2 separate regions of the Mus musculus genome follow, and region 2 is linked to region 1. A link is a loop called in an ENCODE intact Hi-C map of the cell type or tissue named here. Cell type or tissue: heart. All regions are shown on one strand.

The links. Peaks named below come from ENCODE experiments on the same cell type or tissue, not always from the same donor. Only the 100,000 strongest peaks of a DNase experiment are listed, where the experiment ranks them.
Region 2: it touches region 1 in a loop (2.3-fold over the local background); 7 of 42 quality-filtered maps call a loop at or near these places.

What each region holds. Positions count from the first base shown.
Region 1 is chr7:105,395,278-105,403,277 of GRCm38, reverse strand. It overlaps Fam160a2 (family with sequence similarity 160, member A2), which reads left to right and starts at 3,224. Exons shown (of 12, transcript NM_199009.3): 1 at 3,224-3,394. It also overlaps a transcript of Cnga4 not described here. In heart, no CTCF peak of the experiment used is centred here; a DNase peak (open chromatin) is centred at 3,127; H3K4me3 peaks cover 2,167 bases; H3K27ac peaks cover 1,629 bases.
Region 2 is chr7:105,167,260-105,175,259 of GRCm38, reverse strand. No RefSeq gene overlaps it. Among named protein-coding and RNA genes, the nearest start is that of Olfr685, 10 kb to the left of the region's middle. In heart, a CTCF peak has its summit at 4,339; no DNase peak of the experiment used is centred here.

The DNA.
Region 1 (8,000 bases):
GCAGAGGCAGAGGCAGAGGCAGAGGCAGAGGCAGAGGCAGAGGCAGAGGCATTTTTTCGAGTTCAAGGCCAAGCCTGGTCTACAGAGTGAATTCCCAGACAGCTAGGGCTGTTACACAGAGAAACCCTGTCTTAAAACTCCAAACCAAACCAAACCAAACCAACTAACCACCACCACCACCACCACCACCACCACCACCAAAAAAGCATTCAATTGGGGGCTTCTTTACAGTTTTAGAAGTTTGGTCCATGGTCAGGAGCATGGTGCCAGTAATGCCATAATGGCAGGTATGTTGCAGGAGTAGTTGTTGAGAGTTATATCCTTACCCATAGGCAGGGGTCGAGGGGGGAAGAGAGAGTGCAAGCCTAGGGCTTTTGAAGCCTCAAGGCCTACCCATAGTGATACAACAAGGCCACACCTTCCAATCTTTCTAATCATTTCAAAGAGTTCCACACCCTGGTGACTAAGCATTCAAATATATGAGCCTATGGGGGCCATTCTTATTCAAACCACCGCAGTCCCCTTCAACCCAGTGTATCAGCACCTTTATCTTCTCCCACCTACTCTTCTCCCCCACCCCAAACGCCCATTTCTGTCCTCTCAGCCAAACACCTGGGACCAATATTTAGTATTATGTAATTCAGATATTTTAAAAAATGACTGCAAATTTTTTGATGTTTGTCACTTGTGACTATCAGCAAATAGAGCATACTAAGCGTGATGTTTTGTGACATCTAAGGTTAGACTATCAAAGATGTTGCTACTTTCTGGGTAGCTTGGTATGCATATTGTGATTGCTGCCTCTCAGGATCCTGCTCTCTTTGATCCTGTCTATCACACTGTGAGAAACTTGAGAAGTCTGAGCTGAGTTCAGCCTTTCACTTGTTCCAGCCCAGCACTGTACATGCAATTGAAGAAGCCTTTAGGTGATTCTAATGATGGCTCAAGCCACTCCCACATTTGAATTTCCTAGATGCTCATGGGATAGAAATAAACCACTTCTGCTGCATCTCATTGGAATCACAGAATAACAAGCCGTCTGCTTTATGCCACTAATTTGGAGTGATTTGTTACTTAGTACTGTGGTTTGAGTCTTAAAGGTACCCCACAGGCTATGTTCTGAGGTCTTGGTCAATAGGTTCTGGCACAATTGGGGGATGGTAAAACTTTTAGGAAGGGGCAGGTAGCATGCCAATGAGGTATGCCCTTGAGAATGTTGGGGTTCTAACATTTTTCTATCTTACCCTTTACTTCTAGGATGGCACGAGGTAAACAGCCTCCGCTGCCATATACTCTGTGGCATGATCTACTTCCTCACCACTGTTCCAAAGGCAAGCATGGCAGAAATTTCTGAATCAAGATAAACTTTTTTTTTTTCTGTTATTAATCTCATTTTGGAACAGTGATGGACAGCTGACTAATACAGCCAACATAGTAACTACCACTATCACTGGAACAACAGTAATAGAGAAATCTATAGTTTGATATATTTTCACAAATTGAACTTACCCAGCTCAGTACTTGGCTCAAGAAGCAGAACTATTATAAGCTTGAGGAGTCACTCTTCTTCTTTCTAGTCACTGTCACTCCCACCTCTCATAACAATGCCTCAGCTCTGGAAATTTGTGAGTATGCCCTTGAGTGGTGTGTGTGTGTGTGTGTGTGTGCTTGTGGAGGCCTGAGACTGATGGAAGGAATCACACTTGTTTGTTCTTCCATCTGATTTAATGAGACAGGTTCTCTCAATAAAACAGAGTCACCTTTCAAGGACAGATCCCGGTGGATCACAACACCCACCCGGTATTTATGTAGATTCTGGGGAATTTGAACTCTGGCTGTCACGTTTGCTCAGCCAGTGCTTTAACCAGGATGGTATCTCTCTGGTTCCCTTTGATGGTTTTTAATTTATACAGGATGTCAATATTTAATCCTTTCCCTTCCCTTTACCCAAGTCTCAAACCCTTCCCAGTGTCCACAAACTCCCTTTTCTACATCCTTTTGATCCTATTTTGGGCTTTGCTTTTGAATGACCATTTGCAAAGGTGCCCTGTCCACCTGACTATGTATAAAATTCCAAGACTATAATATAAACTAACACGGTCAACTAGTCCCGCAGTATTATATATTCCGTTTTCATTCTCATCTGATCTTTGCTTTGCATGCTCCCAGCTCCAGGTGTTCTCCGGGTCTTGACCATTCTGCCTTGCCTTGGGATAGCTAATTCTTTAGGGTGAAATTTTTATTTCTTTCTTCTTTATGGATACTTTTAATTTGAACCAGTTTTAGAATCACAGAAAAGTCACAAAAACAACACACAAAGCTGTAAACTCCTTACCCATGCCCCCCTGTCATCCATCATATTATGTAATCACAGAATGATCACAATCAGGTAACACTGATAGAATCAACTACAGATTTTATCGGAAACTGCTAATTCTCTTAGTGTTTCTCACTCTTGTTTCAGCCAGCATTTCTCCCTGAAGCCATCTCTCAGCTCTTTCATCCTCTATGAACAGGGATCATGCTAAGTGCTGCTTCTAGACGCTTTTCCTTTCGCAGCCCTAAGACTGAGACAGGTTCTAACGGATCAGGAATCCAGGCTGTCATGTAGGAACTTATTCCACGTTCTACGAGGTCACGGAAGCTTCGGGAGAGCTAGGAAGAGGCGGTCTTCACGGGTAGGAAGGTAGAATCCAACCGGCGTGCATAAGTCTGGTGGAAACAAACTAGCTTGGTAGCAAACAGCCTGGTCTAGGAGAGCTTTCTACAGCCCTGCCCACAGACTGGCCCTTGGCCTATCCTTTAGGAAAAGCCCTGCCCACTTGACGCTATAAGCACCGCCCAGGGCCTGTGTTCCCGCCCCCTCGTCCTCGCCCTCTATCTCTCCCAGTGCCTTCCAAAGCCTACTCTTTCCTAGCCTCAGAAGCTTGTCCCTCCCTTAGAGCAGCCTTCTGCCCTCCGGTTCGAATTTCTCTCCTCTGTCCCCGCCTCTTCTCAGTCGTCCCCTATAAAACGCCAGAATCCTCAGAAGGGCGGAGTCTGCGGGTCGAGGGGGCGGGGCCTGAGAGTGTGGAGCCGCTCCTTTCTTGGAATGCGGACGGAGACCCCGCCCCTGCGCTCGGCCGTTGCCAGGAAACGGGCGTCGACGCTCTGGCTGGGGCCTGGCCGGACCAATGAGCTGGCACGCCGCTGCCCAGCCGTGCGTCACTGGGCGGTTGCGTGAGGTGCGCGGGGGCGCGGGCTGCGTGTGGCGCGGGGCGGGGCGCGGCTGGTTCGCCTGAGGAGCGATGGCGGCGGCCTGAACTCACCTAGCCCGGCCGCCGACAGGCCCGGGCAGGGCGGCGTGGTGCAAGTGAAAGAGACGCGTGGGCCGCGGCGCGCGCAGAGGCGCAAGGTGCCGAGGGGATTCGGGATGACGGCACCGGGTTTGGAATTGAAGGGACAGGGTGAAGGGTTGGCAGGTGGTGAGGGGCTGCGAACATCTGAGGTAGGGGGGCAGGGGACAGCCTAGGTGCTGTGCACCAGGAAGAAGCCCGCTGGAGGGGATCCTGGGCCCAGCTCCGAAGGGCCCAGTTGAAGGAACTCATAACCACCGTTTGCAAAGGGTGTGGGTTCGCTGAGCTTGGAAAGGTGAGGGACGTCCTGGGACAAGAGTTGAGGGGGTAAGGCCTGTGCGGGGATGGGGAGCGTTAAAGGCCAAGGCGGGAACCAGCGGGGGATGGCTGTGCCTTGGTGTAGCAGTTGAAAGCAGGGCAGAGGAGGAAAGGGGCTTGAGGGTTATGAGACTTGCATGAGAGCTGAGGTTGGTTGTGGGGCCTCCTTGGATGCCCTGTCCAGGGAGAGCAATAGTTTACGATCAAGTAAAGTACAGGCGCAAGTGTTGTGCACTTGGCCGCCCTGTGCCCATAGATATGTTAGAGAGTGAGAGAGGAGGAAAAAAAAAAAAACCCCAGAACCACAATAACAAACCCCAAACACCACACACAAAACAGCATCATAAGCAACAGTAACTGTGATAAGGAAAATGTTTGAGGTTTAGTCATCTACAGAGTAATAATGGAACCACAGTTTCCTCAGGTTCTGCTTTTGTAAGGCAGACTTTAAAATGAGGCCATCAGGAAGTTTGTTTTTGTGTTTTGAGAGGTGGAGAGAGAGAACTACCCATATTTTCTCTCTGCCTGCTTCTGGGCACCCTTACTACATTCCTCCTTCCCTGTTGCTGTCATCTGTATTGGACGAGCAGTTGCTTTCATGGAAGTCACATGGCTTGTTATATGCAGCACTGTGTTTAGGTTTGCTCTTCTTAGGAGTTTGAAAAGCAGGAACAAAAAACCCATGACTTTGTGGAAGCAAATTTTTGTACAGTAAATGCTTATACTTTAAGTGTACATGTTTTGACATATGTGCATATTTGTGAAATCAAGATGCCAAACACTTAGACCACCTGAAAAGTTTTCTCTATTTTACAGCTCATATTTCCCTCTGTATCCTATAATTAAGTTCATTTTATTTGTATTTTATAAGTCCATCTCCTTATCCACACAGACATGAATTTGGGGAAGTTAGTCTCACTAGTGATATGATCCATTCTCTGGATCTTCTCTCTGATCTGACAGTCGGCTATGTAGTTGAGGTGTCTTGAACCTCCTTTAACCATAACAGTATTTAGGTCTTTCTATGAAGACTATCCCTAGAGAATTTGAGGCAGCCTCAGTTTATATTCTGTTAAAGAATCTCAGCTTCAGAGCTAGTTATTTTATCTTGTGGTATATTTTCTTCTCTCTGGAGACCAAAGAGGCCTTCTTCATAATGATATGTCTGGCCAGATAATCAGAACTTTTGAGGACCGACAAGCATAACAGGTTGTAGTAGTGGTTCCCAAACACTGACCTGTGGATCCAGTCCATGGTAGCGTTCATCTGTATAAGACAGGATGAAAGAACTAAAAATAAAGTTATATCCTGGGGGAGTGGCTCAGTGGGAGAGTGCCCTTCCATATTCAAAACTATAAGTTTGATCCCAACACTGCCAAAAGAGGGGCAGGGGTAACTTATTCTAATATTATTGTTCTTTTTTGGTGTTAAGGTGCTCTTTGCTCTTTCACTGGAGAAATAATTAGTGGTAAAGTACATGGTAGGTTTAAAGAAAATGATGAAAATAAAAAGTTGATCACCTTTTTAAAAAATAAATATTTTACTGGTTTATGAAATCCTGACATTCAGAATGATAGTGGTGTGTGTGTTGTTTTAGGTTGAAGAACCATGTACTTATATAGTAATTTTATGTAACTTTAGATATCTGAGTAGCATGCATGCTTACATATTATATTAATTCATTATAAAATCAAAGTGACATGCTTTACATAGCATCCTTAAAATTTGCTGAAATTATGTTGATACCTTGTGAAGTAGGCAAAGGAAGGAATTTTAGAGATGAGTCAGATTCAGAAGCTAGCAGTTTCACAGGGTAGAGGGACAAAACAAGTCAGTTTGGCATCTTCATAGTGCTAGTGACTAGAGGAAGGAAGATTTGTAATAGAAAGTAAAGGCAGTGTGGGCAAAGGGCACATTATATATTGGAAAAGTGATGAAATAGAGGACCTCATACCTGCAAGTAGTATTTCTTTATGATTTGTAATTGTTAACAAAAAAATTAAGGGGCGTGAGCATGTCATAGGGATGAGAGCTTTGTTTAATATTGTATCAATGACATGGAATGGGCATGTATAGTATTGGGCGTATTACTGATAATGTTAGAGAATTTCTTTGCCTTTCTCTCCTCCCCTCTCCCTCCCCCACTCCTTTTTTTTTTGTCCCTCTCCCCAGATGAGGCCTCACAGTGTAGCTTGGTTGGCCACAGAGATCTGCCAGCATCTGCCTTCCAAGTGCTAGGGTAAAAGGTGTTCACTACTATGGTTGGCATGTTAGAGCATTCTTAGGATCTGTATAAATTCTTGGTTCTACTAGAGAAAGCACAGAATTCGGAAAGCTTTTTGTTTGCTATACTAAACTTTTTGTTGCCATAGTAACATTAATTACAATGGATTTTGACTTTTAATTTACAGAGGAATGGTAGGTCTGAGAGGATGAAACATGGATGAGGATGCTGTAGTGATAGAAACATTTTGGTGGTGGTGTGTGCACTCTTAGTGAGGGCTAGGAAAACAAACTCATTCATTTATTCTTTCAACAAATTCTTGTTGTGAATTCAGTCCCATAAGATAACAATAGAAATAAGTTGTGGTCCTATGCAGTTGCATAGAATTCTCATTCTGGTTAGGGGAGAAAAAGTTTTAGTTTAAAGGGAGAATGTGGAAATATATTAAAAAAATCAGAATGATGTGATTATTTCTCTTTATCTGTCTCAGTCTCTGTGTTCTAAATATACATATGCACTTATGCATAAATCTCCACAGTGATCTTTGAATTAACATGCCCCAAAGACCCATTTTTTTGCAATCATCTGCTCTTATATCAATCCAGAGGATGACTTTGATGTCATTCTCTATTTCTGCTCCTTTACCTCCTAAATTTGGTCAGTCACTGAGATGACCAATACTTTTCCTCTGTTATCTCCATTGCCACATCATCACCAACTTTTGCCTGAGTCCTCAGCTCCTTGGTACTTACCTATTTTTTTTTAAAGTCTGTTGCTTTAAAAGTTGATCTTTTCTTGCCTATTCCTAGAATGATCTTTCTAAAAATACAAATTCGATCATGAAACTATGCTGCTTAAAAAAGTTGGCTCTTTGTAGCCTGTAGGACAACATCCAATTTCCTTTATATGGCCTCAACTCACCTCTTCATGCCTTGTCTGTTGCCACTTCCTCCTCTGTGTTCTAGCTTGAATAAATTGTTCACAGTTCTCTTAACAAACATGTTACTTTTCTAGCCTTGGAATCTTTGTAAAAGCTGCTTCCTCTTCTAGGAACATCTTTTCTTCTCTGCCCAGTGAACTTTTCTTACCCTTTAGGATCAATTTCACCCAGTCTTTGACTTCCTCTTTGTCATCCTCAAAGAACAGGTGTAGAGATAACCATGTGTGACACTGAGGAGGTCACTGTTGTAAAGACAGTCACTGTGTGCTAGCAGTTCACTTTGTGCCTTATGACCATCCACTGAGATGAAGAGATACCTGCAAGAGGCCCAGGTGGTATGGGGAGAGGTGGGCTGTATCCTGAAAGCCTATTTGTCTGAGACATTGAAATGCAGGGATGGTATGTATGAGTTGAGCTCCAGATAGACTATTGAGAGAGGCCCCCCTGCCACCCCTCCCTCATTTCTACATGTTTAATCAGGTCTTTCCACTTTCAGTGTGTTTGGGGCAACAGCCTTATGCCAAAAATCAGTTTTGTTTAGGAAGAGGTTTCTTCTTGGAAGGTCATTTGGTCTCTCCTTGTCTGGTAAAGTTTATATATCCCTTCCTGCTTCTTTCTCTTTGCCTCTCCCAGGGCAAAGGTTCTTAAGAGAAGCTGAAGCTGAGTCACTTCCTGTCTCTGCTGTTTTAAGGTTGGTTGACACCTTTTGCTGTGGGACCCTATAAAGCTGTATTGTGTTTTGGACCCTGAGGTGAGTGGCTGATCCTGGCTGTGTGTAGATTGGAGAAGTCAACTACTGCTTCCCTATTGGCCTAGTGGTTTAGCCTGAAGGTAAATCAGGGAAGACAGAGGAATCTATCTTTTTCTTTGGACTTTGCTGTAGGACAAAGGGCATCATAACTACATGGCAGTTCTGCTTCTTTGCCAGGAGTTTAAATAGGTGGTAGGAATACCTGGGAAAGACCTTTTTAAATCTTTTTTTCAGCATGTGAACAGGGCCTAGATTTCAGTTTTGACTTCTAAGATGCTGATTTTATGTGGTTCTTGCTAAGGTTCACAGGAGGTAGTGAGAAAAGAGTGCTTTGTAGTGGTTAAGGAGGGGAGGAAGCCTGGGTACCCCAGATATTGCATGATAGAAACAGCTTGTTAATCTTCCAAAACCTGGAGGGGTTTTGGTTTAGGC
Region 2 (8,000 bases), 230 kb after region 1:
TCTTCTAGTTATATAAAACTCAAGAGCCTCAATGGGAGAGAGTATAAATACAACCACATTTAAAGTTGGATACAGTGATTTGCAGAAATGGATAAAGAAACAGGGTATATAATTGCAATTGGAGCCAGTGATGTTACTTTTAGCTCATAGAAAACTGAGAGTTCAGGTTTCTTCAATAATCTTACTCGTGTGTGTGTGTGTGTGTGTGTGTGTGTGTGTGTGTGTGTGTGTGCGCGGCGCGCGCTCATGTACTTGAGTGGATGGGGAGGCTAGAAGTTCATGTCAAGTGTCTTCTTCCACTACTCTTAGAATTACTTATATGTTTTTGAGACAGGATCTCTCATTGCATCTGGAACTCATTGACTGGCTAGAGTGCCTGGCCAGTAAGTCCCTGGGCTCTTCCTGTCTTCAACTCCAATGCTGGGATTATAAGTACATGCTGTGAAGTACATGCGACTCCTGGCAAGTGAATACATGTCCTTAGACCACAGCAAGGACTCACAGAGCCATCTTCTTTCCTGTTTGAAAAGTCTCCTGAGGCTGAAGCCAGGACCATGCGACTAAGCAGTCCTTAATGACCGACTCTGATGATCAGATTTCAAAACTATTAAATTAAAGCCACTTGGAATATATAGAACACTAATACTTAAAACAAAATACCATCATGTTTTGCTCTGTGAAATGTCTCTTTAATGGAAAATTGAAAATATCAAATAAGTATATTTATTATATGTTATTATAGTCTAGAAAAGATTCAGTGAATGGTGGGACCGAGGAACTATTTGGTTTACTTAAAGAAAACAATTTAAAGGGATTTCTTTGAATATTGAGCAGAAACTGATTATCTGTTGAATGTGCATTGAGAGGGAGAGCCAGAGTTGGGGGCAGAGGAAGAGAGAGAGAGAGAGAGAGAGAGAGAGAGAGAGAGAGAGAGAGAACATGCATGTGCTACATTTCTAGCTTTCTATGGCTGCATATGACTGATCTGAAGTCCTAGCTATTTGGTTGCTTTTGCTTAACTCTGTGAGAAATGTTCATAGTTACATGTGATGATTATGATGACGATGATGAAACATAATAATACTTATATTATTATAATTTCCATTTTAATCTGAATATCCTGTTAAGTGATCCCTAACTCTACTTCTAATTTCTAGATATCATTGTCCTTTCCTGTATATTTCTTCAAATTCTTTGGATACATTTTACAGTTCTTAAATCACTCTAACCTTGTGTCCCTCAGAGTTCTACTTCCTTTCGTTGTGATGTGTAGCCCTACTCAGATTTGAAGCTGTGGCTGTGACTCAGGTGTCTCGGGAGTGATGGGCAGAATAGAGTTCAGGTGACTGCACACTCAAGTGTGTATGTGTGTGGGGGGAGCGGTGGGGTAGTGTGACACAAGTTAGATGGTATTGCCTATGTAAGCATTCAAAATAGCTAAGATATAGAACTAGTTTAACATTCCATTGTCAAATAAACAGAATAAACGCAGCATGTACACATTAGAGATTTATTCATCCATAGTGATATCATGTAGGAAAATTGGTGGAATTACAGATGGTTGTGTTAAGTGACGTCATACTGGGAAAGACAAATACTGCCAGTTTTCTTCATCTGTGGAATATAGATTGTAAAACTATCCTCGTCAGACATGAACATAGGAGGAGGGACTTGAGAGGTAGAGAAGGTCAGAGAGCAAAAGAACAAAGTACGCCATCATTCTATATCACAAATACATGCTATAATAAAAATAACTGAAAAAAACCTAAAAATTATGTAACACCGTAGTTCACAAGCCACTGGATATGAGGCTGAGTGAAAGACACCAAGCCCAGCAAGTCCTGTCTAATGGAGGGAGTCTGCTCTAGACCACTCTGGTCCTTGTCTAGCTCAGATTCTTTGGTTATCATTTATTGACTCTCTTGAAAATAACTCAACCATTTTATCTTTTCTGTACTGTAATTAGTTAAAAACCCCACGTTTTTGCTTATCAATAAATAAAAACATATCCTCTCTGTGATATTTTAATCTACTTGAAAAAAATCACCATGAATAAACACAAATTTCATGTAAAATTTATCATCATAAATTTCAATCTGAAACTTAGCACCACTCAGAGTCCTGTGTGAGATCATGGCAGGAAAGGGGTCCTTACACCACAGTGCCCAAAGAATAAAGGAAGCTTCCCTGTAGTTTCTTTCTTTCCCTTCCATCTCTGTTTATGGGTCAGTCTTTGCACCAAGTCCCTACAATTTCTATTTTACTTTGAAACTGTCCTCTCCTGCATATTCCAATTTAGTTGTTTCATAGATAGACTTCCTAAAACCTCAGCTCATTACCCTTCAAGTCTGCTTCCCAAGTCATCTGGGACTAGGAAGAGGTGAGAATTAAGAACTTCTATAACCCTCATGGTTTGTTCACCAAAGGCCTGGCTGGGTTACTATAGCAGTAGATGCACATGTGAGTTCCAGGTTAAAGGAAGAGGGTAAGACATATGGGACTAAGCAGGGAGAGCAGCCAGCAGACAGGGTTGGGTAGGCAGGGATCTTTGACTAACTCGCTTCTACTAAATAGGAAGTCAAGGATGTGAGAGCTGTGGGGAACTGTGGATGACTGGGTATAGGTGGAGGCATCCCCTGGGTGGTCTTTCAGTGTCTGTTTTTGTATAAGATTCCATTTCCTGCTGTGGATGAGAGACTAGCAAGTGTGCTTCCTCTTGTCTAGTCAGTAAACAAGGCCTGCGGTGGGTTTGGGTTTTGGATGGAATAAAGCCAGAGATGCTGGGTTTAGTTTGTCACTGGACAGTAGGTATAGGAGGTTAGAGAAAGCTCTTACAATCTGGTTCACAGCCCACCCCTCCTTCTTTCAAAAGAAGTTTCAGGTAGAAGAAAGGACTCTACTTTAGAAGTCTCCATGGGAAAGTTCTCTCATGAATTCAAGATTAGTTTTTCTGTAATATCTCTCTGCTCATCTATTTTTTTTCTTTTTTCATCCAGTGTAGTCATTCACATTCTTTCAAGTAACAATGATACTTTTATTTTCTGCAGAGTGCACACCTATAATTTGCAGAAACAATCCACTTGGCTGGGTGTGGTGATTTATGGCTATAATCCCAACATTTGAGAGGCTGGGGCATGAGGAGAACGAGTTCTAAGTCAGCCTAGCATTCACACTGAAACCTTGTCTTCAAAAACAACAAAGACCAGCCAAACACACCCCTATCAAAAAACAAACAAAGCCAACAAAACAAAAACTCCAAAACAAAACAAAAATCAACAGTAACAAAAGCAGCCAAACATACAGTCAGCCCTCCATCCTACCCTAGAGATCACATCCTGAAGGTGCCTATGACTGTGTGCATGACAAGAAATACATTAACCTGTGCTACTCTGTGTTGGATGGAATGCTTTTGTTAGAACAAGTTGAGAAAGATCGGATTATGTGGTTCTTCAGCGAATTCTTGCCTGATACATCCTAGATGCTATTTACATGCCAACTGATACAGTCAACCCAGTTTTAGAAGTTTGAAATTACGTTTTACAGTGTGAAACACAGCAGTAACTTCAGGGTTTGCCTCCTTCTTTCAGTTTTTCTGACTTTCATGCTCAAATGTTAAATACCACAGAAATGGACTTTAACAAAGTTGGACGACAAGTGATGCCATTGGGTATCACTCAGTTTTCCCACAAGTTACCGGTCTCAGTGAAGATGGTTGACGGAGCAAGCCAGACAATTAGACAGGCCCAGAAGCAAACTCACATACAGGTAAAGATGACAGGGAATGCAGATGAAGAAAAGAGTTGCTTGTTTTGAGGTTCCTACACTATGATATTGTTCTAGCAGAAGCCTTTGAACACTCTGTTGAGTAGATAAAATGAAGTAAAATTTCAAATTGGTGATATATAGAAAATTTGTAAATATCTTTTGAAGGAATCTATAATGTATGTATGTATGTATGTATGTATGTATGTATCATCTATCTATCTATCTATCTATCTGATGTGTGTGTGTCTGTGTGTGTGTATGTGTGTGTGTGAGTGTGTGTGTGCACATCCAAGTGGAAGCCATAAGAGGGTATGGGATCTGCAGTTACAGGCGATTGTGAACTCCAATCTTTAGAAAGAGCAGGAAATGCTTTTAGCCTCTGAATCATCTTTCCAGGCTCCACATTTTGTCACTTAACAGGAAATCTATGAGAGGTCTCTTTGCTAATACAGGCTGACTGTGACAACAAAGTTTGGAATGTCAAAGTTGTACAGCCAATAGGAGTAAGCAATAGCATTATTGCAAGGAAGAAGACTCTTCATTATTGGCAAGGCAACAGTGCCTTCGTGTGGCTATGATTGAGAATAACAGTAAGGAGCGAATTATAGTTCTGCACTGCTATTTCATGTTTGAAAGTCGGCTGACAATTCTGTTTCAGCAGTCACTGAGGGATTTCTAAAACCTATGTGTGGGCCAGTCACTTCATGAAGATTCTGTACTTCCTACTTATAACGCATATGGGGCTTTTAGTGGTTAATTCAATAGATCAAAAACAATAAAACACATGCTCTGATTTTCTTTCCTTGGTGACATTTAAAGCTAATATCAAACCAAATCATATTAGTCAAGCCTTCACCAGGGCAGTATAAACTCTTGGTATTTAACAATCTATTACTTTATCAATATCTGTATATATATATAAATGAAATACATAATAAGTTTATTTGTTCATTTAACTATAGAAACAGTGTGTTACTATGAAACCTGGCATTAACTATATAGCTCAGGTAGTTCTTAAAATTGGTATCCTCATGTTTCCCAAGTTTTAGATCTAAGGATATATGCCATCATTTGTAGCTACAATTACATCAATTTAGTTCATCATCTATAGCTAAGTATTATTTATTGATTTTTAAAAACATGGTTAGTTGCTTATAGATAAGCTACTTTTAGAAGGATTTATGGGCAAAATAGCCTGTAAAACTCCCATCAGAGAAGCAAGCAGGCTGATACAGATGTTCACCTCTCATTTTGCTCCCCCAGATCCAAGGGCCCAGTCTCATTACTACCTCTACAGCAGAGCACCTACTTTCCTCTCTGACCTTATCCCAAATGGATCAGAAGGCTCTTCTCCCCCAAATCATTACATTACCTCAGCTTTCAACACCAGCAGGCATCCCCTGGGAATACACCAGTTGAGCAAGCCAGATATGCTAACTGAAGGCCTTTATCAATCCCTCTATCCTTCCGAATTCAATCCTCTAGTCTCATCCCTAACTCTTCAGTGGAACACCTGCTGCAGCCTTCCTTCCCTCACTGCCCACATCTGTAGATTCCACAGATCATCCTTTCCTAACCCCCCTTCACCACTAATTGCTTTATCCCAGCACCACCTGTAGCAGGCACACCCTGCTAACTCCCCTAGCCACTCCTACTAGAGAAGCAGACAGGTTGTCTTCAGATCTTCCCCTCTCCTACTATTTCTCAAGATCCAAATCCCAGTCTCATCCCAAGCTCTATGGCAGGCCTTCTGGAGTGACTTATTTTATTCTTTACCCCCATTACAAGGAGGCTAACTGAGCAGATCTTGGTGGAACACTCTGCTTTCTTCTCTCCTGTGAATGCCCTCAGATCCTATCCTAGAACCATTCCTAAGCGTCAACACCCAATATCCAGAAACACATTGTACCTGGAGCCCCTGGTGGTCATGCCTGTCAGGTCCACAGAAAAATTTCTAACAGGCATCATACAGCTACCACATCCACCTAAAATCCAGAGAAGAAACAGAAACCAAGGAACCAAACAGCATCCAACAAAGACAAAATGTGCTATCTGCACATAAACCTATAATCACCCCAATCCCAGATGCCAAATGTGAACATAAAAACACATTCAATAACGTCCAGGACAATATGTCTCCACTAGAGTTCAGTAACCCTATGGCAATAGGTCGTGAATATTCCACCACAGCAGAAGCACAAGAAAAAGATCTCAAAACAGCCTTTATGAAAAGTGAAAGTGACCTTTAAAGAGGAAATAAATCCCTTAAAGAAATCCAGGAAAACATAAACAGTGAGAAGAAAGGAATAAAACTGTTCAATTTCTTTATTGAAAATAGATTCAATAAAGAAAATCCAAACAAAGAATTCTAATAAAAAATTAACAATTTGGTTATTAACTATGAGGCAAACTTTACCAACAGAATATAAAAGATAGGGGAGAGAAAGCAATCTAGCTGCTGAAGACATGAACACTGGTCAGTTCATTTTATGAGACTACAGGTACCCTGATACCCAAACAACACACAGACTCAACAAATAAAGAGAATTAGAGACCAATTTATCTTATGAACATAGGTGCAAAAGTACTTAATAAAATGCTTGAAAACATAATCCAAGAATATATCAAAAAGATCATCCACCATGATCAAGTAGACTTCATCCCAAAGATATAGAGATGGTTCAATATATTATATATTATATATCAATAAACGTTTTCCAACATATAAACAAACTGGAAGGAAAAAATCTGACATGATCTTCTCATTAGATGCAGAAAAGGCCTTTGACAAATATCCCTTCATGATAAAAGTCTTGGAGAGATTAAGGATACAAAGGATATACCTCATCATAATTAAGGCAGACTGCAGCAAGCCTATAGCCAACATCAACTTAAATGGAGAGAAACTCAAAATAACTCCACTAAAATCAGGACCAAGACAAAGTTGTCCCCTTTCTCCATATTTATTTAATATAGTACTTGAAGTACTTAGCTAGAGCAGTAAGACAACTGAAGAAAATCAATTGTATACACACTGGAAAGGAAAAAGTCAAATTCTCATTATTTGCAGATGATATAATAGTATACATAAATGACCCTAAAAATTTCCCCAGAGGACTCCTACAGCTTACAAACACTGAGCAATGTAGCTGGATACAAAATTAACTCACAAAAATCAGTAGGCCACCTATATACAAATGGCAAATGGACTAAGAAAAAAGTAGGGAAGTAACACCTTTCATAGTAACCTCAAATAATATAAAATGTCTTGGGGCTAATTTTAACCAAGCAAGTGAAAGACTTGTATCATAAAAACTTCAAGTCATTAAAGAAGACATCAGAAAATGGAAAGATCTCCCATGATCATGGATTAATAGGATTAGCATAGTAAAAATGGCCATCCTACCAAAAGTAATCTACATATTAAATGTAATCTTCATCAAAATTCCAACACAATTCTTCACAGATTTTAAAAGGACAATTCTCAACTGCATATGAAAAATCAAAGAACCCAGGATATCTAAAACAATATCAAATTATAAAAGAACTGCTGGAAGTATCACCATCTCTGATTTCAAGCTATACTACAAAGCTACAGTAATAAAAACCACATGATATTAACATAAAAACAGACATATTGGTCAATGGAATAAAATGGAGAACTCTGACATAAATCAACCACCCATGAACTTCAGCAAATGGTGCTGGTCAAACCGATGTCTGCAGGTAGAGGAATGCAAATAGATCTCTACTTATCACCCTGAACAAAACCGAACTCCAAATCAATCAAAGACGTCAACACAAAACCAGGCACACTGAACCTGATAGAAGTAAAGAATAGCATTGAACACATTGATACTGGAGAAGACTTTCTCAAGAGAATGCTGTTAGTACAGGTACTAAGATCATCAATGAATAAATGAGACTTCTTGAAACTAAAATCTTTGTATGAAGAAGGAACTGTCATTTAGACAAAGTGGTAGCCTATAGAATAGGAAAGGGTTTTTACCAACTCAACATCTATTAGAAGATTAATATCCAACATTTATAAAGAACTCCTGAAGTGTGGCATCAAAGAAACCAAACAGTCCAATTGAAAATCAGGTTCATATCTAGGGGTTTGCAAGCCCATAAAAAGAACAAAACCATCAACCAACCAGACTCCCCAGAGCTCCCAGGGACTAAATCACCAACCAAAGAGTACACATGGAGTGACCCATGGCTCCAGCCACATA